3 separate regions of the Homo sapiens genome follow, and all the other regions are linked to region 2. A link is a loop called in an ENCODE intact Hi-C map of the cell type or tissue named here. Cell type or tissue: IMR-90. All regions are shown on one strand. Each heading gives the region's core, and the rest is flanking DNA. Links, peaks and the distances in the headings are about the cores only. Region 1 has its middle 24 kb from the start of PNLIP. Region 2 has its middle 40 kb from the start of MIR9851. Region 3 overlaps PNLIPRP3 (pancreatic lipase related protein 3).

Evidence for each region. Peaks named below come from ENCODE experiments on the same cell type or tissue, not always from the same donor. Only the 100,000 strongest peaks of a DNase experiment are listed, where the experiment ranks them.
Region 1: a loop joins it to region 2, with 8 times the contacts of the local background. A loop is called at or near these places in 3 of 110 quality-filtered maps.
Region 3: a loop joins it to region 2, with 13 times the contacts of the local background. A loop is called at or near these places in 4 of 110 quality-filtered maps.

The regions. Positions count from the first base shown.
Region 1 is chr10:116,518,108-116,526,506 of GRCh38, forward strand. No RefSeq gene overlaps it. Among named protein-coding and RNA genes, the nearest start is that of PNLIP, 24 kb to the right of the region's middle. In IMR-90, for the core only: a CTCF peak has its summit at 3,507 (motif pointing left); no DNase peak of the experiment used is centred there.
Region 2 is chr10:116,783,460-116,791,858 of GRCh38, forward strand. It overlaps a transcript of HSPA12A not described here. Among named protein-coding and RNA genes, the nearest start is that of MIR9851, 40 kb to the right of the region's middle. RefSeq lists a silencer at 1,339-1,505. In IMR-90, for the core only: a CTCF peak has its summit at 4,794 (motif pointing left); a DNase peak (open chromatin) is centred at 4,792; H3K4me3 peaks cover 252 bases; H3K27me3 peaks cover 287 bases.
Region 3 is chr10:116,440,124-116,448,522 of GRCh38, forward strand. It overlaps PNLIPRP3 (pancreatic lipase related protein 3), which reads left to right. Exons shown (of 12, transcript NM_001011709.3): 3 at 2,932-3,051; 4 at 4,259-4,390. Among named protein-coding and RNA genes, the nearest start is that of PNLIPRP3, 16 kb to the left of the region's middle. In IMR-90, for the core only: a CTCF peak has its summit at 4,594 (motif pointing right); no DNase peak of the experiment used is centred there.

The DNA of each region.
Region 1 (8,399 bases), core at 168-8,167, 270 kb before region 2:
GAGTCAATTGATGCAGCAAACTTCCCTGTTGTCTTATTTTAAGATATTAGCCACAGCCTCCCACCTTTGCCAACCACTACCCTGATCAGTTGGCGACCAACACTGGGGCAAGACCTCCAGCAGCAAAAAGATTATGACTCACTGAAGGCTCAGATGATCATTAGCACTTTTTAGCAACAAGGTATTTTTAAATTACAGTATGCACATTGGTTTTTTAGACATAATACTGTTGCACCCTTACAGTGTAGCACACACATAACTTTTATACACACTGGGAGGCAAAAAAATACTTTGGACTCCTTTTATTGCTGTGGTCCCAGTGTCTCCGAGGTATGCCTGTACTTATGTCTGTGTTGAAAGAGATGTTATATAAAAATCTTTGTGGCCAGACTAAGTGGTTCATGCCTGTAATCTCAGCACTGAGGCGGGAGGAGTTTGAGGCCAGGAGTTTGAGACCAGCTTGGGCAACATAGCAAGACCCTATCTCTAAAAAAAAAAAAAAAAAAAAATTATTAGCCAGGCATGGTGGTGTGTGCCTGCTACTTGGGAGGCTGAGGTGGGAGGACTGCCTGAGCCCAAGAGTTTGAGGTTGCGGTGAGCTATGATCATGCCACTGTACTCCAGCCTGGGTGACAAAGTGAGACCCTGTCTCTAAAATTATAAATAAATAAAAACTTTTAAAAGCTTTTGTAAAGTGCCAAGAAAATATGATTTCAAATTATGTAACGGATAAAACTGAATATACTGAGTATTTTCCTTTGATATCTATTTTCATAGAGTAGTTTTAGAAACTCGAAAGAACTCATATTGTTTTGCTCATAAGTAGCACTTGCATCCAGGGGACCCTCAAACTCAAGCCAGAGATGGAAAAGCTCAGACATGCATGAAAAGGAAAAACTTCTGGTCACGACGGGAACCTTAAGTGCTCAAGGTAAAGCCTAAACCATTAATGAATTGACTGAATTAATGGCAATGGCCATCTATCTTGAATGGTAAAAATGAGTCTGAAAGTATGGCTGATCTGAAAAGTGGCAGGAAAAAGACAGCTTACTTCCTTAGAAAAGAGCATTCCTGCCACCCATACAGAAGTGAAATTGTTGAAGCACTGGTTTGAATGATTGTTTGTGGGGTCCTGGGAGAAAAGCCAGAGGGGAAGAAATACCTGCTATGAACTTCATTTTAACTCATCATGGATCATTTGACAAAGTCACATTCTAGAAAACTGTTATCCTTGAAATTCATTTTCGGAGGTTTTCCAAAGACCCCCGAGTGGGAAAGATATTAACACCTGCTTACCTAATGATAACAAAAACAACTTTCCAGGAAAACTACTAATTAGTCTTATATTTTATGCCTGTATATTGTATCTAATCAAAACAAGCTAAACATGCAACTTTAAAACATTTATGACACTGCAATCTTATCTTGATATATGCGCACCAGAAATTATGGCCCCATTCTCACCAAAAGATGTGTTCAAAAATGTTATAGTGGCTTTATTTTAATAGCCCAAAGTCAGAAACAACCCATACCTATTAGTAATAGGTGGCTAAATAAATTGCGGTATATTCATGCAATGAAATACTACATAGCATTGAAAAGAAGTATCTAATTAATATGCACAACAGCAGGAATGATTTTCATAGACATGATATCGAGTGAAAACTGTCAGACCCAAGAGTACAAATCATATGATCTTTAGAATCAGTAAACTCAAGTATTGTGTTCTATAATTTAATTTTAATTGATTTATTGTGTTGATATTATTATTTTTTAGTTGATATTATTCTTGTTCTCCCATTTAACAAATATATTCCATTATTAGTTGCTTTTTTTCCTATGAAATAGGGATTTTAATAGCACCTGCCTCATTGGGTTGTTTTTTAAAATCAACTTTGTTATAAACTTTATTATTTAAAATAAATGGCACCTATTCAAAGTGTCCAATCTGAAGAAGTTCAAAAACGATAAAAGTAATAGTCAAAGGTGATGTAGGTCAGAATAGTGACTCCTGGGAGTGGTTACTGAATGGGAGGGGTCCTAAGGAAGTCTTCTCATTGTTAGAATCTTCTATATCTTTATCTGAGTGATAGTTACATGGGTGTTTACATGTATAGAAATTAATCAAAGGATGCATTTAATATTTGGGTACTTTACTGTACTTAGCCCTTAATTTTAAAATATGTTAATTTTTTAAAAATCTAGATGGCTTTAGATAATGAGATTTTATATTTAGAAATCTTTAGAATCAGTAAACTTGAGTGTTTATGTTATATAATTTAATTGTAATTGATTTATTATGTTGATATTATTTTTAAGTTGATATCATTCTTGTTCTCCCATTTAATAAATATATCCCATTATTATTTGCTTTTTTTCTATCAAATAGGGATTTAAATAGCACCTGCCTCATGGGGTTATTTTTAAAAACCAACTTTGCTATAAACTTTATTTAAAATAAATGGCACCCATTTAAAATGGCCAATCTGATGAGTTCGCACAGTGTGTTAGCCCGTGAAACCATTACCATGATCAAGGTAGACTCCCGGGAGTCTCCTCTTGCCCCTTTGCAGTCCATTTTTTCCTCCACCTGGTTCCAGGCAACCACAAATTTTCTTTTTGTGCAAAAAGATTCGTTTCCATTGTCTAGGATTGTAGATAAATCGAATTGCGGTGTGTATTCTTATGTGTCTGGCTCCTTTCACCCAGCATCATGCTTTCAAGATTTGTCCATGTTGTTGCATTTCACAATGGGCCACGCCTTTATATTGTGGAGTGTTATTCCATTGTATGGATATGCCACATTTGTTCTTCTGCTAACCTGTTGATGGACATTTGGAGAAGCCAGGGACATCATGGGAGAACAGAAGTGTGTGGCTGTAGGAACACAGTTCCACATAACAGTGAAGAAAATGGCCATCCTACCTGCAGTATTACCCAAAAGTCAGGTGGTATGGGACTTTTCCTAGGACTTGAGAATCAGAGGTAAAATTATTTATTGTAGATGGTAGATAGGTGGATAGGTAGAGATAGAGGATGCTATTACATTAGAGAATAGTGGATGCTTAGGGCACCTGGCTCTGCCCCCACAGAGTAACTGGTGATCTTGTCCCGGGCAAATTATTTCCCCTCCTTGAGCCTCAGTTTCTCCATCTATAAAACTGAGAATGTTTAGGATTATTTCCAAGACTCTTGCCCTTAAAAATATAATAATATTTAAACAGGTAAGAGTGTTTGTAAGTTATGTTATTATTCTTTTAAAAGTTTCCATTCATCATTAACACTGTACATTTCTATTTTTTATTTTGTTGACATTGTCTTCTAGTCATAGTTCTCTGCCTTATAAAGCTCTAATCGAATATCTGCATGCTTTTCTGTGAAATAACTTTCCGCCAATGTACCATAATGGTATAGATTCAAAAGCCTTTTTGATTAAAGAGAATATTGATCTTTTCATCTTAAAAAAAATTTCACATCCCTTCAATGTATTTAGTTGAGGGGCCCTCTAGTGGAAGAAGGTGGACATAGCATGACAACAGTGGCTGCTTACACATTTAATAGCCAGTGATACGTTTTATTCATTTAAAAAAATCCCGTGCCTATATTACAGTAAAATTCTCAATACTCAAGTTTTCACTCAGGTTGAACTTCTAGTTTGGATTCCGTATTAAAATGTATCAGAGACTACATATATAGGAATATGACATTTAATTTTTTATCCCGACTATTGGTTGTTACTGTTAGATTAGCTTTGTGGGCAAGAATGTAAAAAATCGATGAAATTTTATCTTATCCTCAAAAATGTATTAAAGGAGAAAACACCTGGGTCCTGAATGATTTTCCAGTTTTGTAGATGGTTCCTGCGTTTTTCAGGTGAAAAAGATGAACACGTGTGTGGGCTGGAGCAAAGAGTGGTGGGAGGCAATGAGGCATTTCTTGTGAGTGTTTGCCAGGTAACTATATCGCAGTCACATGGGAACCCACAGGCTCTGCTCTCTGGGGTGTTTCCTAAAGCAATGCTCTAGGTGTGATCAATGACACAGTCACTCCCCCAGGAGCACTGGCTTTACCCATTATTCAACAGGAAAATACTGTGAATGACAACTATTTTTAGCTTCAGTCAGAAGCCAATTTGACCTCATTTACTAGTCTTTTCTGTTTTTAGAATTGTAAATATAGCTAAGGCAATTTAATTAAGGAATTAATCTCATCTTTAAACTGAATTTCATGTGTTATCAGTGTCAATTCTAATAAATTGGTATAATTCATCCAAAATATTAAATAGGTTGTGTTATAGGAAACTCATGGAGTAAATGAAAAGCTAAACTTCCTATAAGAAACAGATATGCTTGAATTTCATGGGGTTAAGTCATTATTCTCATTATTGTTTTCTTGAAGAAATTCTTTCTAATAACAATTTCCTGCAATGATTCTTATTAAATTAACTCCTTCTTCATAGCAGAGGGACAAGATAATGACCCATGACAACTACCTTAAGAGTTAGATGTACTGTTATTTTCTCATATGACTATGAAGAAAAATAGCTAATGAATATTTGGAGTGCTTTTATATCTTCCCTTAATTGGACCCAAATCCCATTATTTCTCTGTAGATGTTATTGTCAGGTTATCTTGGCAAATCAAGGAGCCAGAGGCTCCCATTACATACACTATTTTATTACTGGCTCATTCTGGCACATTCTGAAACCGTTTACTCTCCAAAAGTGGACACTGGTCTTCTGAGATTCACATCGTTGGAGACCACTGGGCTCCCACTCTCCTGGGGAGGCTGGAAGGAGAGCAGATGAGGCCATCGGGCGACTCACAGCCTGTTCATCTGGCAGCCCAGGGCAGAACAGGCAGCACATTTAACTTCAAATAGTTACATATTCGCCTGGGAGAGTGGTTCCCAAGTGTTTTCAGTACAGGAACACAGGATCCAGTTTTGAAGGGTTGAGAGTGAGCATGATTGTGTTTTATTGATACCGATAGCGGGGTTGGCAGAACATGTTTCACACATAAATACTATCTGAGACTCAAAAGTGATTTGGGGACCTCATCTGCATCCACGCCCACTCAGCTGGCCATTCCCAGTGTCCCAGTTCCATGATGTAATTTAAGTGGAATTAAACTTGTAGAGCTAGAAATTGTATAGTTCTTCACAGCCAGCTTCCACTGCAATCACTCATAGATGCAGAGCTACCAGCTGAACTCCAGGTAGTGTCAATTACTCAAGAAGGAAGGAAAGGAGGTCAGACCCTTCTGGTTCTTATTCCCTGAATAATGACATTAAAATGGTGTGGGCTGCAGAATCCCTGGGCCATCTGTAGGCAACCGAGGGCTACCTGTTATCTGCTACTCTGGCTAACAATGTCAACTTCGTAGATACAAATCACATGGATGCAACTCCCATAATCCCCCAGTGGATGAGGGGCACTTCGGGAACCAGTAACCCTCTTCCTGTTACTTCCTCTCTGTGCTTATGTGAGTCTCTTATCTCTCTGTGGCTTTCCTAAAACTCATCAGTTCTTCAGGAAATTTGGTTGTCTTCACATATCCTAGAAGAGATATTTGATATTTAGAATTTCTAGCAGGTTATTAGCTGAAGAGGCGTTCTCCATCACAGCTGAGCTGCTTTTATGGAACCAGCATCTCCCACCTTTGGCAGAATCTTAGTAATTGCCCAAGGAGGAGATAATCCTCAGAGTTAAGCAGCCTTAGATATTTGCAGCAGCTGCCCCTTCTTGGCCACTTAGCAGGGGCTGTGCTAAGCCCTTACATGCATTATTTTATATATTCCCCACAATAACTCCGTGATGAAGTTACCATTATTGTTCTTACTCTACAGAGAAAAACTGAGGTTTAGAGAGATAGGAGATAATTTTGTGGATTTCTTCAGTAACGTAAATGGCAATCTAGGTGATTTCACTTCAGAAAATGGCAGGGGAGGGCCGGGCGCGGGGGCTCCCGCCTGTAATCCCAGCACTTTGGGAGGCCGAGGCGGGCGGATCTCGAGGTCAGGAAATCGAGACCGTGGTGAAACCGTGTCTCTACTAAAAATACAAAAAATTAGCCAAGCGCGGTGGCAGGCACCTGTAGTCCCAGCTACTCGGGAGGCTGAGGCAGGAGAATGGCGTGAACCCGGCAGGCGGAGCTTGCAGTGAGCCGAGATCGCGCCACTGCACTCCAGCCTGGGTGACAGAGCGAGACTCCGTCTCAACAACAACAACAACAACAACAACAACAACAACAACAACAAAAATGGCAGGGGAGTCTCATCCCATACATAGACCAAATTATAAAGCTGGATTTTTGTGCACATTCCCGCCCACAGAGGCAATGCCCCTAGGCATTCACATCTATGCTATTAACATGACGAGTGTGTCTGGCTCGAAGACCCAGCTACCCAATCCAAGTAAGGACACCAAAGACCATAGCAATGCCAACCACCAGAAATCAGAGCCTACTGCATCTTCTATAGGTTTGGAGAGGCCAAGGAGGACTCAACACACAAGGCACTGGTTGGATCAATGCTTTACTCACAGGAAGAAGAGACCAGCATCAAGGGTACCCTGTGGTGTGCACCCACCTCCCATGGCCAGAAGTCCTTCCCAATAGCCAACGCAGGGTGAAGGGCTGAACACAGATCTCTTGGGCTGCTGGAGAACACCCACATTCCCTTGGGTGGTGTGGTGGTAGAAGATATACTGGTGAGGCTGGCCATGTAGCACACACTTGAGCAATACAAGGAAGCTCACTCTGTACCCAGAACAGGGGCGAGTTTTCTCCTAATTAGGAAAAAGCATCAGAGAACAAGCAACAGCTCAGCACTTAGCTTCCATATAGAGGAATGTTCCACGCCCAGGGCTCTGATGGAGCAATCCCAGAGAGGGGCAGGCAGTTCTCATGATGGTTGCTTTCCCAGCAGTGTAAATATTTCTTTAGAATTGGATCTTCCCAGCTTGAAGAAGCCTGAAGATGCCGCTGATGCTCTATCTGTAGATGCAAACTATGTAGAGGGTGGTACCATAACCCCCAAATAGAGGAGCTCCTGGACCCCAGTTTCCAAGGATGATCAGCTATTATTGCTCAGATGGCAATTTTATTAACTTCCCCTTCTCCTTCTTTTTTTTTTTTTGAGATGGAGTCTTGCTCTGTCGCCCAGGCTGGCTGGATCGCAGTGGCACTGCGTTGGTTCACTGCAACCTCTACCTCCGAGGTCCAAGCAATTCTCCCTTCCTCAGCTTCCTCAGTAGCTGGGATTACAGAAGCCTGCCACCACGCCCAGCTAATTTTTGTATTTTTCAGTAGAGACGAGGTTTCGCCATGTTGGCTACGCTGGTGTTGAACTCCTGACCTCAGGTGATCTGCCTGCCTCAGCCTCCCAAAGTGCTGGGATTACAGGCGTGAGCCACTGCGCCCGGCCCCTTTTCAAGTATATTAGGTTTGGGGATAAGTCAAATTGGGGCCATCCAGATCAGCATCTCTCAAACTTCAATGTGCTCACAAAGTCCTATGGAGATCCTGTTAAAATACAGATTCCCATTCAGCAGGAACAAGTAGCTTTTGCATTTGTAACTAGCTAGCTCTCAGGTTCTGCCAAGGTTGCTGGTCTGCAGACCTCACTTTGAATAGCAAGAATCTATATTTCTTCCAAGTAAAGGAAAAGAAATATCATATGCAAAAAGAATTCTCTCTTCTATTCTGTAAATAGAGAATGAGTCTGGGACCATAAAACCATTTTGTGTGTAGAAAGATTTTTTCCAGGAAAATATTGTTTTGCCAAACTTGCTAAATATTATCTAGTTCTTATTTTATTTAATGTATAAGGACTTCAAACATTGTTCCAAAGACTGCCAGTGTTCTGTGAGTATTCTGCCAGGGTGAATGAAGAAAACTGTTGGAGAAAGAATGTTTATTATAAACATTTCATTGAGCTAATCTAGACTATCCATTAATGAGTAAGACTCATCTAAATGAATCAATCTTTTTCTCTAAGTTTGTTTCACACTTTTATCTATGACCTATTTGAAACAGCTCTTGGGAACTACAAAATGAGTCCTAAGGCTGTAATGTCACAGTGTGATTCTGATCCAGTTGCAATAATGCCTATCTCGTTATATCCTGAACAGGATACTAACTAGAAAAAAAAAGGTCATTAATGTGTAATCAAGTCCGATTTTATAAGAGAATTTATAGTGTGTCAACAGCTAAATGATTTTTCCAGTAATATTCTCAACACAGATATCTTTGCAGGATATCCTTGCCCTTCCTGTAAAGTTTCATAAGGGAAAGTGTCTTGACATGGCAGTGACTAGGGAATAGTATCACCCATAAAGAAACAGGATATTATTTTCAGTAATTTTTATGACTCATACAATTTTCTGCACGTTATGCATG
Region 2 (8,399 bases), core at 154-8,153:
CGTGTGGGTGGACTTGGCTGGAGCACAGGCTGCACACGGACAAAGAGCTACAGCCGTCAACTGCAGCAGCTGCAACAGTCCTGACCCACCGTCCCCACCCCAGTCCACTCTCTCCCGCTAGCCAGGGTGAGTTTTGTAACACATAAACTGGGGCACATTCTTGCCCAGATCCAAATCCTCCAATGTTGTCTGTGATATAGTCTTAAGTGGGGGGAAAAAAGAGCAAGGAACAGAATGGTGTGTTAGTATACCACCATTTATGGGTATTTTTTGAGACAGAGTCTCACTCTCTTGCCCAGGCTGGAGTGCAATGGCTCACTGCAACCTCTGCCTCCCAGGTTCAAGCGATTCTCCTGCCTCAGCTTCCCGAGTAGCTGGGACTACAGGCATGTGCCACCACGCCCAGCTACTTTTTTGTATTTTTAGTAGAGACAGGGTTTCACCATGTTGGCCAGTACGGTCTTGAACTCTTGACCTCCAGTGATCCACCCACCTCAGCTTCCCAAAGTGCTAGGATTACAGGTATGAGCCACCATGCCCAGCCCATTTATGGTTTTTAAAATTACATAATTACATCTATTTTTTTCTTATGTATCCAAAAGATCTCACTGGAAGGACACATCAGGACCTGGTTGCAGTGTTGACCTCTTAGGGAACCAGATGGCTAAGTGGGACAGCCATGACTGGCCATGTGCTTGCCAATCCCATTTCCTCTTCCTGGACACACAAAAGTCACATTTCCCAGCTTCCCTTGTGGCTAGGCTGGGGCCTTGTGACTTGCTCTGGCCAATGGGCAGTGGCTGGGGTGATGCATGTCTCTCCAAGGCAGGCCGCTCCTGACCTAGGTGGCCCCTTGCCCTGCAAGTGGCAGCGCAGGGTCTTTGAGCACTTTCCAAAGTCCATTGCCTGATTTCTCTGTTCTGCAGAGCATTTTTCACATCCTGGTCACTTTCTCGTTTATTGGTTTATCTTCCTATTAGCGTGTAAGCTCCACTAGAGCAAGAAGTTCATCTGTCCTGTTCATTTCAGTAAGCCTAGCACTTAGAGTGGTACCTGGACTCTGTAGGTGCTCAATAAAGGTTTGTTGAGGGAATGAATGAATGAATGAATGGATGAGTGCAGGAATGAGTGAATGCCTTTAAGATTGGCTTATGATTGACATTTATGAAGTTGTCTGCCTAGCGTCCCTTTAGCAAGAGTTGCTCCTTCCCGTTCCCTCCACGTGTTGCCCTTGCAGTTGGGGACTTGTGCTTCCGGCCCCAGCTGACTGGCTGAGGAATGAGTCCCTGGCTGAGCTGGGTCAATGAATCCCTTCCCTGGGATCTTTGGACTAGATGGGATAAATAGAAATCAACATAGACAGAGCCTCTCCGTCTGGGGTTGAGCCTGTAACGCTAACCTCGGAGCTGTCAGTCTGGGCTGGAGATGCTGAGGGCACGTGTCTACAACAGCAGACAGGGAGGCAGCTGCTCCTAGGCAGGAGCCAACAGGAGAAACCAGAGAGGCCCCAGTCCTGCTGGTTCTAGGCCCTGCTGTGTTCCTCTTTTCTTGGCATCATGAAGCACCTCAGGCCCTAATAACAAGTTGAGGACCAACAAGAGGCTCTGGAGCTTGGATTCCAGAGGAGACATTTCCCAGCCTTTGGGAGGGGCGTCCTGGAAACCCTCATTGTGCCCTGCTCTGAGATGGCTTTGGGGCTTGACCCCTGCATGTCCACTCTCAGATTCCTTTCCTCCCCCTCCCACCCACCGCCACCATCATTCAAATGTCCAAAGCCTCAGGTAGTGGGAAGGAGGAGTATGAATTCTGGAACACAGGCAAGGACTGATGTCTTGTTCGGGAACGTTCTGGCCACCACAGCCTAGTGCTGCTGTGGAGGAAGGAGGAACGGCCCCGACCCAGGCCTGCCAGTGGACATGGCAGCCCGGGGACAGAGATCAAGATGTGGGAGCTGAGAGCAGTCCTGGCCACCAGCAGAGCATGGCATCAGGGCATTGTGACAGAAATGTTCTTGCCTGACCCCAGCCCCAGGACGGCTGTCCCCCACCCAGATCCCCGCCTGCCTCCCTGGTTCTCCCTCTAAGCCTCCACCTCAATGCAGGGGTCAGCAGGTGCCCACTCATAAAGCCCAGCTCACTCCCCAGCCTTGGGGGAACGCACACTCGGGCTCTGCTGCCCACCGCATGCTGCTGTTCATGATCCCTCTCTCTTCCTCTCGGACAGACACACACACACTACCCCAAATATCCACCTGCCCTCTGAGCACTGGCATCTGCTGTCACCCCCTCCCTCCCAGGGAATGGTCTCAGCCATCCACCGGTTATCCCAGCCAGAAGCCAGGCACCCACTTGACTCTGCCTTTCCCCGCTGAGCCCTCCTGCCCCACTGCCCTAATACCGCAAGATTCCTCCTATTTCCCCCCCTCCCCTCACCTTAGACTGCAGGCCCACCCCATGGCCTACTCAGACTCTGCCTGAGTGGTCTAGCATCCTCCCCTGCTTACATCTCTTTGTGGCCCTGGGAGACATCCCGACTCCTGCACCCGTCATGAGGCCTTTGCTGATCTAACGCCCACCTGTGCACTGGGAATCTTTGTAGCTTCATGAGGTTCACCTATGAGGTTAGCGCCAGAGAAGCCCCACGTGGAGCCTCTCGGGTAATTACGCAGGAGATGGAGCGGGTTCTGCAGAAGAGACTCTCAGCAAATCTCAGCAGTGGGGTTGCATGGAAGGCAGGGCTCCCAGGGGCTGAGACACAGTGGTAAATACTTCTTAAAATAGACTGTTTATGTTATGGATCAAACTGAATTCCTAAGTTTAACTATATTTTTGGTAATTTGGTGGGGAAACAGGCTGCGCAGAACAACTCCGCCTTGCCCCTAGCCTGGGCTCAGGACTCTAGGGAGGTCTAGGGAGCAGCTCCAGGGCCTATGGCCCCTCAGGTAGAGGCACAGGTGCGTGTGTGCACATTTTCCTGAAAAAAAAAGAAAAAAAAGATCTAGTGCTTTTGTCAGAATCTCAAAGGGATCCATGATCTAAGAAATGTCTAAAGCATTGTTCTCACAGAAAAATGTTCGTTCTCATTTATAATTCAAGAAATGTACATTTAAATGGTATATTTTTCTCATCTGTCTCAGTGGCGTTCATCTGTAGCTGCCTATTAGAATCTCCTGGGGAATTATTTATTTATTTATTTATTGAGACAGAGTCTGGCTCTGTCACCCAGGCTGAAGTGCAGTGGCTCAATCTTGGCTCGCTGCAACCTCTGCCTCCCAGGTTCAAGCAATTCTCATGCCTCAGCCTCCTGAGTAGCTGGGATTACAGGTGCCCACCACCACGTCCAGCTAATTTTTGTATTTTTAGTAGAGACAGAGTTTTGCCATGTTGGCCAGACTGGTCTCGAACTCCTGACCTCAGGTGATCCACCTGCGTCAGCCTCTCATAGTGCTGGGATTACAGGTAGGAGCCACTGCACCCAGCCTCCTGGGGACATGTTTTAAGTGCCAATGCCCAATCACCTCCCGGACACACACACACACACACACACACATACACACACGCACGCACTCACACACACACGGTCAGATTCTGCTTTAATTGGTCTGGGATACTGTCGTGTTGGCATATTTAGAAAGCTCCCCAGGTCATTCTGACTGCAGTCAAGATTGAGAACCAGCAACCTGTCAGATCAACCAAGGGCAAAAACGTCCATGGGATCTCATGCATTCTGGGTGGGAGTGCGGCCTGGTTTAAAAGTCCTTTGCAGAGCAATCTGGAAATACCAAAGCTAGAAGGGCCTCTACCCTCTGACCAGCAATTCCACTCTTAATAATTTAGTCAACAGCAGCTCTTGCATTGGTGCTTAAAGCTGTGTATAGAGGATATTTACTGCCCACTGCTCCTAATAAGCACAAGATTGGAAAGTGCCCAAATGTCAAATCAAGCATGTCACATCCACATACTAGAATACTCTCTAGCCAGCAAAAAAAAAAAAAAAAAAAAAAACCACAGGCGCCTTCTGTGAAGTGATGTGGGAGGCTTTCAGCGTCATTGCTAAATGCAAACGAGAAACTGAGTGGAGGGTGTGGTTTTGAACGTACAGGCGTCTGTATTTTTATATGCATCTAGAATTTCTGGAAGGATATACTTTTCCAAAACCTCTTAACAATTATGGCCTTTGGGGAAGAAGTGGGGCTAGGGTGGGAGGCGGGGAGCTTAGTTTTCACTTGCTTCCCCCTTTTGTGTTGTTTGAATTGTTATTATTAATATGCACTGCTTTTTCCAAAAACTTCAGAAGGTGAAAAGAAGAGGAAAGAAGGGAAGAGAGTGCCTGGCAGCCGCTTGGCACAAGGACTAAGAAGTGGAGTGCCTGGTCATGGAGGGGTGCGAGTGAAGCCTCCAAACTGGCTTCAGCGTGGGGGCACCCTAAATCCCCTGGAATCAGGTCAGACTCTGAAGGTAGGAGTCTGCTTGGTCTATGGTGGAAGTTGGGGACAGTGACTTGGCCTGAGGGTCGGGGATAGGAGGGCTTCCAGGACGGCAGGGCGGGAGCTCTGCAAGCCAATCCCTCCCTCGTGCCACCTCCACGCAACGCCGTTAAATTCAGATGCTACGCTAAAAGCAGAGGAAGGAAAAATATCTGTGTCACAGCACCAACTGGAAACCAACGCGCGTACATCCTGTCTCTACTCTGGCCGAGCCGACCAAAGCACATCCTGCAAAATTCTAGACCCCCGCAAACGGCGGGAGGCGGCCGTGCGCACAACATCCTGCAAACGCCGCCCTCTGGTGGTGGAGCTGGTGAACTGCGCCCAGGTCCATAGGCGGGCCCACGCTTGAGTGTTCCAAACGGGAGAAGAAAAAAGTACCATTTAATACCGAAGCGAAAACAAGTACTCAGTAAGAAAAGCACAGATGCAAACGCAAAATTCATATTTTAAATATAGTTCGCAAACTGGTTCCCAACTAACTCTTCTCCCAAAATACAATAGCTTGTTTCTCCCCTTGCAAAATACATATTCTCATTCTAAAAAAACAATAATGAAAAGCACTAGGAAAAAGAGACACCTACAGTCACCAGGCTGTGATCTGTAGCTCTTGCTAGCATTTTGGTGAGTATCCTTCCAGACTCTATCAACACATACACAGAGATACATGCAAATGGATAGCAATGGGACTGTGCAACACACCCAATTTTGTAGCCTGATTTTTTTCTCTTAATTATATATTGTGGGTATCTGCACAATAATACATGCTACATCATCATTTTTAATATTTTCAATTGAAAAAGTTATACGTGTGAAAATATACCCACAGATAAACTCACATAAATGAGAGAAACTATCTATTAATAGCAAACTTGCTGAGTCAATTATGATATATCCATCTGGTAGAATTCTACGCAGCTATTTTTTTTTTTTTTTTTGAGACAGAGTTTTGCTCTGTCACCCAGGCTGGAGTGCAGTGGCAAGATCTCAGCTCACTGCAACCTCTACCTCCCGGGTTCAAGCAGTTCTCCCTGCCTCGGCCTCCTAGTAGCTGGGTCTATAGGCACCTGCCACAACGCCCAGCTGATTTTTGTATTTTTAGTGGAGACAAGGTTTCACCATGTTGGCCAGGCTGCTCTCGAACTCCTGACTTCAGGTGATCCACCCACCTTGGCCTCACAAAGTGCTGGGATTACAGGTGTGAGCCACCGCACCCAGCCACTATGCAGCTATTAATCTAATGCACTGGTGCTGCAATATGTCAAAGATATATCACATCGCAAAATAAAATTACATTACAAAATAATACGTATAGAAGTATCCTATTTTAGCTTACAAAAATATATTTATATACATATACCATTATATATGTATTGATATATAGACATATATAGATATATATGTATATGCCTGTGTCTGAGAAGAAAATGTTTCTTGAAGGATACTCCAGAAACTCTCTTAGGAAATAAGACTGGGAAATGAAGGATGAGTATAAGTTGTAGCTTTTACTTTCTCTCCCCTTATAAGATTTTTTAAAAATATTATCCTCTCGATGATAGAATTCTGAATCCTGAATGTGCTATGACTTAGCTGAATAATGCCCTGTTGGTGAACACTCAAGCTGCTTATACTTTTTCTGCCAGGAACAAAGCTACAGTGGTACCTTGGATGTAGTCACTGTGCACTTGTCTGATTATTCCTGCTGAGTAAATTCCTAGGCATGGAATTGAGGGTTCGTTTTTAAGGTGCATCATCCAGGATATTGACTATCAACACGTCGTAGAGTGAAGCTGACGTGACTGTTCAGTGCCCGTTTGCATTTCTGAAGGGCCTAATGTCTGCTTCTAGGTGAGGAGGGCATTATCTCTGGCCATGCTTCATATCCCTGGAAGCTCTCTCCAGACTACGGGTCAGGTTCACCGGATGCCCAGACGTCCCTCTTAAGGTCTTGCTTCCATTTATGGCTGCACCTCCACACCCACTGTCATCCTCACCCACCTCTGTCTATTCCCTCCACAGCAGCCAGTGAGAGCCTTCACCAGACCCTGCCCACGCTCCATCAGTAGCTTTGCTGCACACTGGAAATCAATCCAAGGTCCTCCCATGGCCCAGGAATCCCTGCATGGTATGGACCCTGATAATCTTTCTTTTTTTTTTTTTTTTTTTTTTTTTTTGAGACAGAGTCTCGCTCTGTCGCCCAGGCCGGACTGCAGTGGCGGGATCTCGGCTCACTGCAGGCTCCGCGCCCTGGGGGTTCACGCCATTCTCCTGCCTCAGCCTCCCAAGTAACTGGGACTACAGGCGCCCGCCACCTCACCCGGCTAATTTTTTGTATTTTTAGTAAAGACGGGGTTTCACCGTGTTAGCCAGGATGGTCTCTATCTCCTGACCTCGTGATCCGCCTGCCTCAGCCTCCCAAAGTGCTGGGATTACAGGTGTAAGCCACCACGCCCAGCCCCCTGATGACCTTTCTAACCTCACGTCTCCCTCCTCTTCCTGCCCTCAGCCCACTCATGCTGCACACTGGCCACCTTGCTGTTCCTGACGCTCCCCGAACATCCAGCCCCAGGGCCTTTGCACTTGCTGTTCCCTTTGCCTGGAATACTGATCCTCTACTCACAAGCCTCTTTCCCTGGCTTCATTCACAGCCCAGCTCAAATATTTCCTCCTTAGAGAAGCCTTCTGGCCCACCCTGCCTTAAAGGACACTCTCCATTCCCAGACCCCATCTCATTGTCTAGTTATCATTTTTTATTTTTTTATTGAGACAGAGTCTCACTCCGTCGCCCAGGCTGGAGTGCAGTGGCATGATCTTGGCTCACTGCAACCTTTGCCTCCCAGGTTCAAGCGATTCTCCTGTCTCAGCCTCCCAAGTAGCTGGAACTACAGGAGCGCACCACCACACACACCTAATTTTTGTATTTTTAGTAGAGACAGGGTTTCACCATGTTAGCCATGCTGGTCTCGAACTCCTGACCTCAAGTGATCCGCCCGCCTTGGCCTCCCAATGTGCTGGGATTAGAGGCATGAGCCACTGCACCTGGCCCGTCCAGTTATCTTTGTATTCATAGCCCTGGGATTGCATTCTAAATCTACGTGTTTATTTGCCTTTGATATTCTGCTTTCACTGAGTTACAAGCTGCACAGGAGCAGGAGACTGTCTGGCTAGTGCTGTGTCCCCAACACCCAGGACAGGCCTGGAATGTGCAGGCCCTCCCTCCACAAGTGTGTGCTGCTTGGATGAAGGAGAAGCTATTAACACAAGGATGTCTGAAGCTTGAAGAGCCTAGATAGGCCATTTCTCCCAACTGCTCCCAAAGGAGGTCAGATGTGTTTAAAGCATCTTTTCCATAGATGAAGCTTTATCAAGAAAATCTGACAGAACCTTTTCAATGCAACCATTTGGGAGAAAAATTGCAAATAGGTTATTATTCAGGAAAAATACCTTTCCTCCAAACCAGAGCAGCACATCCACCCAACATACTGGCTCCTTTAGAGAAAAGCAGAAAGGTTAATATCGCCCCGTCAGAGTAAAGCAGCCAATTAGTGCAATTGCAATTCAGAAGAAGAATAGAGGTTAATTGCTTGGAGTCCACATGTCTCAAATGCCTAATGCTATATCATTATTTTTTAGCTACATATTATTCATTTCATACACTTAAGAATTCTACCTTATTACTAATTAGTAATTCCTTATCCTTAAATTTTACCCAATTCAAGTTGTCATCATAGGGCCCTCCTCAGCCCCCATTTTCCCTAAGATGCAACTAAATTGTTGAGAAAAGGTTGGCATCTCCTATTCACTACCTCCCACCTCCAGCCCCTGCCAGCACCCCCGAGTTCACCTCTCCTCTTCCACGGGCATGTGGTTTCCCTGCCTGCAGAATCTTCCATCTCGGTAAACAGGCTTCACT
Region 3 (8,399 bases), core at 81-8,080, 340 kb before region 2:
ACCTTCTCTGCCTTTTAGGATGTTCAGGGCATATTTATCCACTTAGGACTAACTCTATTCCCTGATCTTCACTCTTAGGACTCATCAGGCTCATTGATCCTTTTATCCTTTTATATAAGTGGCCATGCACTTGAATTCTGTGGAGCACGGTCAGTAAAACAGAAGGTGATAAAGACAGTGTTTAGGTGAAGCTGGGTCCTACTGCCAATGAAGAGAAAATTGGAAAACTAAGTACTTCCCTAAATAATGTTCTTCACACCTTCCCCACTTCCCTCCATTTGGAAAGAATCATGTGTAATTAAACCAGATATGTATCTGAATTTTGTAATGGATGGAAGCCTATTGTTTGCTGTTAAAGTGTTTTTCTAACAACTGTGATATAGGATGAGTCAAGGTGTGTAATTAAAATAAGGATTTCCACAGGCCTGACTCATATGCTATATGAATTGGACTCATTTATAAACAAATCAGAAATTAACTCTACACAGTTAACATACTCTCTTCTCCAAGTGAGGAATTGTCAAAGGTAAATGTGGTGTGGTACGATAAACTTGGTCTTCTGGAGGTCACAGGTCTTTACAGTTACCTTTCTGTAAGAATAAAACCAACCGACTTCCCCCATGAATCCATGACACCTTAACCTAGAGTGACTTATACAGTCACTGGTGGTGATGGACATGTTGCACACTTCCGGTAGTTTCTGTGTCTGCAGCTTTAGTCAAGGATAGAACATACCTAACTGGTAACTATTTTTTACTTGCTAGAGATGATATCACTGGAAATGTAGTCATCAGAATGGATTGATCTCGTACCTATTATGCTTCATGTCTGCTCAGTCAAAGAATGCTAAAAGGCCCAGATAAACCTTGATACTTTAATTAACCCTTCCTCTCGATAACCTATTCTGTACAATATTGACATCATTTCCTCGTTTCTATCCTTGTGGCAGCAGAATCTAAGCTGTCTTCTTTTGATCCCATGATGGTGTATGGAGTTTCCCACATTTATGTTGAAAAGCTGCTTTAGAGGGTTGTGCCAGAGTGAATGTGAAAGTGTTTTCTCTACCTATTCTACTTGATTAAACTCCTCATTGATGTCAGACAAGATCACCCATATCAGCATACCTGGATGGAAAACAGATGGCAGATGGCAGGGAGACATGTGCAATGTATGATGTGAATAAACTCCTTTTTACACTAGCATGACAACAGATGCTCAGACCCCACAATGCCTGTCAGAATGCTATTCTCATGTTGAGAAAAGAATAAACAATTTTTTTCGGACTAAATTCCCTCCAAAAGGTTTTTCAGATGTAGAAATGGGACTATAGTAGGTGTTTGAGGCGCTCCAGCTGGGCCTAAGAGAGTTGAAATGAGTGAGCACCTGGATTATCTTAGAGACATAGATGGAATCATGTTTTTGTACTTGGATTGGATTATTTAGCAGAAAAATGCTTCCTAGAAGGCCTGAAGATGATTGATTTTATTGCTCACTTCAGCAAATCCCACATCTGGTTTGGGCCCTATCAGCAGAGAACACTATAATCAGAACATCGCTTGAGAGCCCAGTGGTTAAGCACCTAACTTCAAAGGCCATGTGGATTTGAACTCTGGCTCCAGGATTCATTAGCTGCAGTACTTTTTGGCAAGTTACTTGGCCCCTCAGAGTCCCCTTTTCTAATTTTTAAAATTAGTACCTACTTCACAGTGTTTTGAGAGTTAAATGAGCTACTCTATAAAGTGCTTAGAACAATGCCTGGCAAATAGACAGATAGGAGTGTTAGCTATTATAATTACTGAGCAAGCCAACTTATGACTCTCATAACCATTAGCTTACAGTCTTGGAGACACTTTACCTAGCCAGCAAATTGTATGATTAATTGCATTACTATTAAACACAGGTAGCCAGAAATAGGCTCTTTGTTTGAATTTCATAAATATCTAAATGTGTTGCTTCCAGGTTATAGGATTCACCACTGTCAGACTTGCTATTTGCTGATTTAAGTATTCATTTTTTCCAATAGAATTGCTTATACTTGTGCCTTTTATTGTTTTAAATAACAAAATCACTTAAATTTATAGTCTCCTAAAGTCTTTGAGAGTTTTGTTATTAAGGCAATCCAACAAAATACAAGAAATACAAAAGAATATTTGACATAATCATATAAAATTATCTCCAATATGCTGGTGTATTTCATGTGATGAGATTCTAACCTCAATTCCTTACTCATAAAGTGGGGTGGACAACCTCCATTTTGCCATGTTTTTGGCATGCTTCTAGGCATGTTTTAATTCTCATGAATTACACTGATCACTGAGAAATGTTATACAAAAATAAGATTTACTGAAACTATGATTTAAACTTCCCAACATTGTCTTGCAAACATTACTTTAAAAATCAAAGATTTTTTCCTCGTGTTGAATTCGTATACTGCATTTTATAATGCATTAACTTTTTGAGCTAGATGTGGTGGCTCGTGCCTATAATCCCAGCAACTTGGGAGGCTGAGGTAGGAAGATCACTTGAGGCCAGGAGTTCAAGATCACCCTAGGCAACATAGTGAGACCCTGTCTCTAAAAAAATTGTTTAAAATTAGCCATGTGTGGTGTCATGGGTCTGTAATCCAACTATTCAGGAGGCTGAGGCGGCCAGATGGCTTGAGCCCAGGAGTTTGCAACTGCAGTGCGTTATGATGGAGTCATTGCACTTCAGCCTGGGCAACACAGTGAGACACTGTCTCTAAATAATAATAATAATAATTTTTGGTACTTTTATAATATGTAGCCATAACTATTTAGTAAAAATATATTAAAGAAGGTTGCTAAAGATCAAATTTAGTGAAAGGCTTTCGAGCAGCTTTAGAATAGGTCTACTAACTATTAAATAATTTTTAATTATTATTTTTCCTTAATCTCTTTCTGCTTGAAACAGGAGATCAGTGCGGTTAATTCTTCAACTATCCAAGCCTCATATTTTGGAACAGACAAGATCACCCGTATCAACATAGCTGGATGGAAAACAGATGGCAAATGGCAGAGAGACATGTGCAATGTATGACATGAATAAGCTCCTTTTTACACTAGCATGCGAGCTTTATGTTTAACATGAATGTACTTTGCAAGGTATTGATGTATATTCATGGAAATCTTCCATTCAGTTATCCACAATTATCCGTGTTCTGGGGCCTCAAATTAGTTATCCATTTCCCATTTATTTTTATTATAAATTGCACAGATTACAAGGGAAGCAAATTTGTATAATCACTCTTGAATAAATTCTTCTCTTGACAGGAGATTAAATGGTATGATCAATTTCTCATTTAATTTAAGAAAAACAATTTCCAAGTTAACTCCATGAAATTAATCTTTCTCTCCTATACTTAAGATTAATAGACTGCTAACATCATAAGCAGTTAAATATTTATAAGGCCATATAGTGAAGATAACATTAGTACCTATCTCACGGAGTGAGAATTAAATTTATATATATGTGTTTTATATATATAACACATATATATAACACATATGTGTTTATATATATAACACATATATATAAACACATATATATAAATTTAATTCTCACTCCGTGAGATAGGTACTAATGCATAGGTGCTAATTACTAATGTGTGTGTGTGTGTGTGTATGTGTGTGTGTGTGTGTGTGTATGTATGTGTGTGTGCATATATATATATATATATATATATATATATATATATATATATGGGTTAGGACATACGTATATATATGGGTTAGGACAGAGCTTAGCCTGTGGTAGGTTCTCTATTAACACCTAAGTATTACTCCATTTTCATACTGCTATAAAGAACTGCCCTAGACTGGGTAATTTATAAAGGAAAGAGGTTTAATTGACTCACAGTTCAGCATAGCTGGGGAGGCCTCAGGAAACTTACAATCACGGCGGAAGGCACCGCTTCACTAGGCAGCAGGAAGGAGAAGTGCCAAGTGAAGGGGGAAGAATCCCTTATAAAACCATCAGATCTCATAAGAACTCACTATCACGAAAACGGCACGGGGGAAACCACCCCCATGAATCAATTACCTCGACCTGGTCTCTCCTTTGAGACGTGCAGATTATGGGGATTATGGGGATTACAAATCAAGATAAGATTTGGTCGGGGACACAAAGTCTAACCATATCAACCTACTAGTATAATTTCTTATTATGGAATCAAGTGTTGAGACACGTCGGTTTCCTTGAACACTTATTTATTTAATATTTATATAAATCTTTGTGCCAGGTGTTGCTACAGCTGGAAGATATAAATTGCATTAATTTAGATTGGATCAACGGTTCACGGGAATACATCCATGCTGTAAACAATCTCCGTGTTGTTGGTGCTGAGGTGGCTTATTTTATTGATGTTCTCATGGTAAGAAGAGTTGATTTTTTTTTAATTATATTGAATTGGTTTTGGATATTAACACTCAGAAGTTGGGACAATTTAATGTCTTTTTTTATTAGCTTAGACAGGTACTGAACATGTGAAATAATAAGCATTTGTATATGGCAGACAAAAAAGGAAAAGTTTCTTCGCAGTAAAGAGTCTGTGGTTATTTGAAGCACCACTAGGTGGCAGTGTGTCTACACAGGCTCATCACTAAAAACTGCCCCCGCAAGGTCACTGCCTTGGTCAGCATGTTAGACCACCTCAATCAGTTTCATCAATTGTAAATCTATCCTTAGAATTATAAATTGTTACCATCCTTCAAATATTATTTGTTTAGAATATGACATGTATTTTCACACAAAAACAGGGTTCTGTGCCTGTGAATTAGTTAGGTCTGTAGGCCAGTCCAGACACAACTATTTAACACACATATTCTCTAAAGGAATTAAATAGACCTTGCTATTTATTAGGCCTATACTCTGCGACATTCACGAATCTCCAAATGCTTTCTAAAAAGTAATTTCCCACCCTAAAATGCAGTGTAGTAAAATCTAAAGATGCATAATCCTTTCAGATTTTTAAGGAGGGTTCATTCATTCATTCAACAAATATATATTTCACTCTGCACTTACTGTGGGCTAGGCATGGAAGATATGACTTGTAAGTAAGACAGTGTTTCTGCTCTGACAAAATGTACACTCTAGTAGGCAATGGAGGCACACACAGAAACAAATGAACAAGAAAATGTCAGTTGGTGACAAGTACTGGGTGAAGAAAATGCAAGGCAGTAGAATGGAGAATGGCAGAAGCAGAAACAAATTGTATGAGCAACCAGGTTAGGTGATATTTGAACATTGACCACTGTCAGTAAACATCCTGAAGAAGGAATTAGGGATCCAAAGACTCATTTATGCCCCGACACTTCTCTATCTTCTCTTTCCACTCTATCAGGGAAGACTAAGGTACAAGATCTTTAGAGAAAGTCTTTGAAAGGATGAAATCAGATTCATCTTCATCTTCTCTTTATAAAAAAAAAAAGCCAGCTGTAAGCTTTTGTGAGTTTCTTTATTGACCTTAGGGCCTGAGCTGTGGGCTTTCCTATGTCCAATAAATAAATAATAGTGGTTCATAGGAAGCTGACAGGAGATGTTTGCAGAACTGAAGGGAAAAATGTTTGTTGAATTAAAATGTTCATTGAATTGAATAGGCAGCCTTGAAGTGGGAAAAGGGTTTAGGGTGAGTGGGCTCCAGGGCCTCTGGGGATAATTCAGGATTCAAGCTTAAAGAAGGAGCAGCTAAAGGAACAGCTGAGTCTCTTCTCCACCTCTCTTTCTGTCATCTCATCACAAGTTACTAGCCCACCACAATTCACCACCTGGATTGGTACTGAGGCAAGCAGGTGCTTGGGAATGGGGTAGGAAGATGGGGAAGAAGGAGAAGAATGAAGGGGATAAGGGCTGAGAGTGATCTCAAATACCAACCTATATAAGGAGATAGGAAAGAAAATAGTCATTTAAAATAGCGGCAACAGTCGGCCGGGAGTGGTGGCTAATGCCTGTAATCCCAGCACTTTGGGAGGCCAAGGCGGGTAGATCACAAGGTCAGGAGATCGAGACCATCCTGGCGAACAAAATGAAACCCCGTCTTTACTAAAAATACAAAAAATTAGCTGGGTGTGTTGGCGGGCACCTGTAGTCCCAGCTACTCGGGAGGCTGAGGCAGGAGAATGGTGTGAACCCGGGAGGCGGAGCTTGCAGTAAGCCGAGATGGCGCCGCTGCACTCCAGCTTGGGCCAGAGTGCGACGCTGCGTCTCAAAAAAAAAAAAAAAAAAAAAAAAAAATAGTGGCAACAGTAGAGGAAGGGATGTTCTAATGACCATGTAGCATTCATTGGCAGTTATTCACATATGTAAATGAGAGAGAAAATATTCTTTGTTCTGTGACTTATAAAACTGTCATAACTGGTGGAAAAAAATGGAATATTTGATCAAATGAAAAATGTATGCAAGTATAAATCAATTGCTTGATTTTCATGATAATTATGAGAGCCTGAAACTTAGGTGAAACTAAAAATGCTTGCTCAGGAGTGACATTATTAAGATAATAGGAATAGGGAGACCTGGATCCTTCTTTCTCTGACAAGCACACTGATTCAACAGTAACAGACAAATTTTCTTTGTGAGAAATTAAGAAACTAGTTGAGAGGCTCTTACATCCTGGGTAAATATAAAACCAGCTACAACGAAGGCCAGAGGAAAATTTGAGATACCTTCTTGTCTTAACTTCTACCTCTGACCCAGCACCATATGATCTGAAGGAAACTCCTAGCTTCCCGCTTCACCTTGTGGACAGAAAAAGTGGGACGTCATATCCAATGTTTCAGCTTTTCTGGGGGCTGCTTAGGGTAATCACTTCAATCTCACATGTCTTGGAGCACTGATAGAACCCAGAATATTTTAGTATCTAGGGGCCAATGAGAACAAAGATGGGAAGAAAGATGTCATTCAAGCAGTCACTATAGCCCCTTCCCCTAGCTCAGTGCAGACAAACAAAGTGATTGAGTAGAATACCCTAGATCCCATGTTCTCCTTGGGAGGAAAAGAGTTAAACTGCAAATCAAAAGTTCCAACTTTTCCAGGGGCTGCCTGAGAGACTGATTTCTGTCTTGACTCTCTTGGAAGTGCTGATGGCACTCAGCTTATTCTAGATGCTTGAGGGCTGCTAAGAATGAAGATAGTAGTTTGGACCAGCACAAAGTTTTGACAGGTGCCCAGAACTGTTGGCTAGGCTGATTGGTGAGAGTCTTCTCCCACAAAGAACAATCCATGAACACCCTCGCAGAGGTGGCTATTTTTTCTAATGTGCAAATACCAACATAAAGAGTCAAGGAAAATGAAGAAACAATATATACCAAAGAAACAGATTCATCTCCAGAAACTAACCCTAATGAAACAGAGATATATGATTTAACTGACAGAGAATTCCAACTAACCATCATAAAAATGTTAAATGAGGTCAGGAGAATGAATATTGCATGAACAAAGTGACAATTTCAACAAGAAGATTAAAAAAATATAAAAAGTACCAAACAAATCTTGGAGCAAAAGAATATAATAATTGAAGGCTGAGCGTGGTGGCCCATGCCTGCAATCACAACATTTTGGGAGGCCAAGACAGGCAGATCACTTGATGTCAGGAAGTCGAGACCAACCTGGTCAGCATGGTGAAACCCCATCTCTACTAAAAATACAAAAAAGTAGCTGGTCATGGTGGCGCGCACCTGTAATCCCAGCTACATGGGAGGCTAAGGCATAAGAATCACTTGAACCTGGGAGGCGGAGGTTGCAGTGAGCTGAGATGGTGCCACTGCACTCCAGCCTGGGTAACAGACTGCACTCCAGCCTGGGCAGCAGAGTGAGACTCCATCAAAAAAAAAAAAAAATGAAAGAGGAAGGAAGGAAGGAGAGAGAGAGAGAGAAAAGGAAGGAAGGAAGGAAAGAAAGAAAGAAAGAGAAAGAAAGAAAGAAAAGAAACAGAAAGAAAGAGGGAAAGTATGTGGAAATATAAAACTCTCTGGTAAAGGTAAACATATAGACAAATACAAAATACTGTAACATGTGTGTGTAAATTACTTTTAATTCTAGTATAAAAGTTAAAAGACAAAAGTATTAAGAATAACTATAACTAAAAATATGTTAATGGATACACAATAAAAAAGACGTAATTATGACATCAATAACATGAAGCATGTGATGTGAACAAGTAAAAGTGTTGACTTTGGCGTATATGATTGAAATTAAGTTGTTATCTCCTTAAAATACACTATTATACTATTATAAGATATTTTATGTAAACCCTATGGTAGTCACAAAGAAAGTACCTATAGAAAATACACGAAAGATTTAAAAAAGCTATCAAAGTATATTAACACAAAAAATCAACAAAACACAAAGGAAGACAACAAGAGAGGAAAAGAGGACCAAAGAACTAT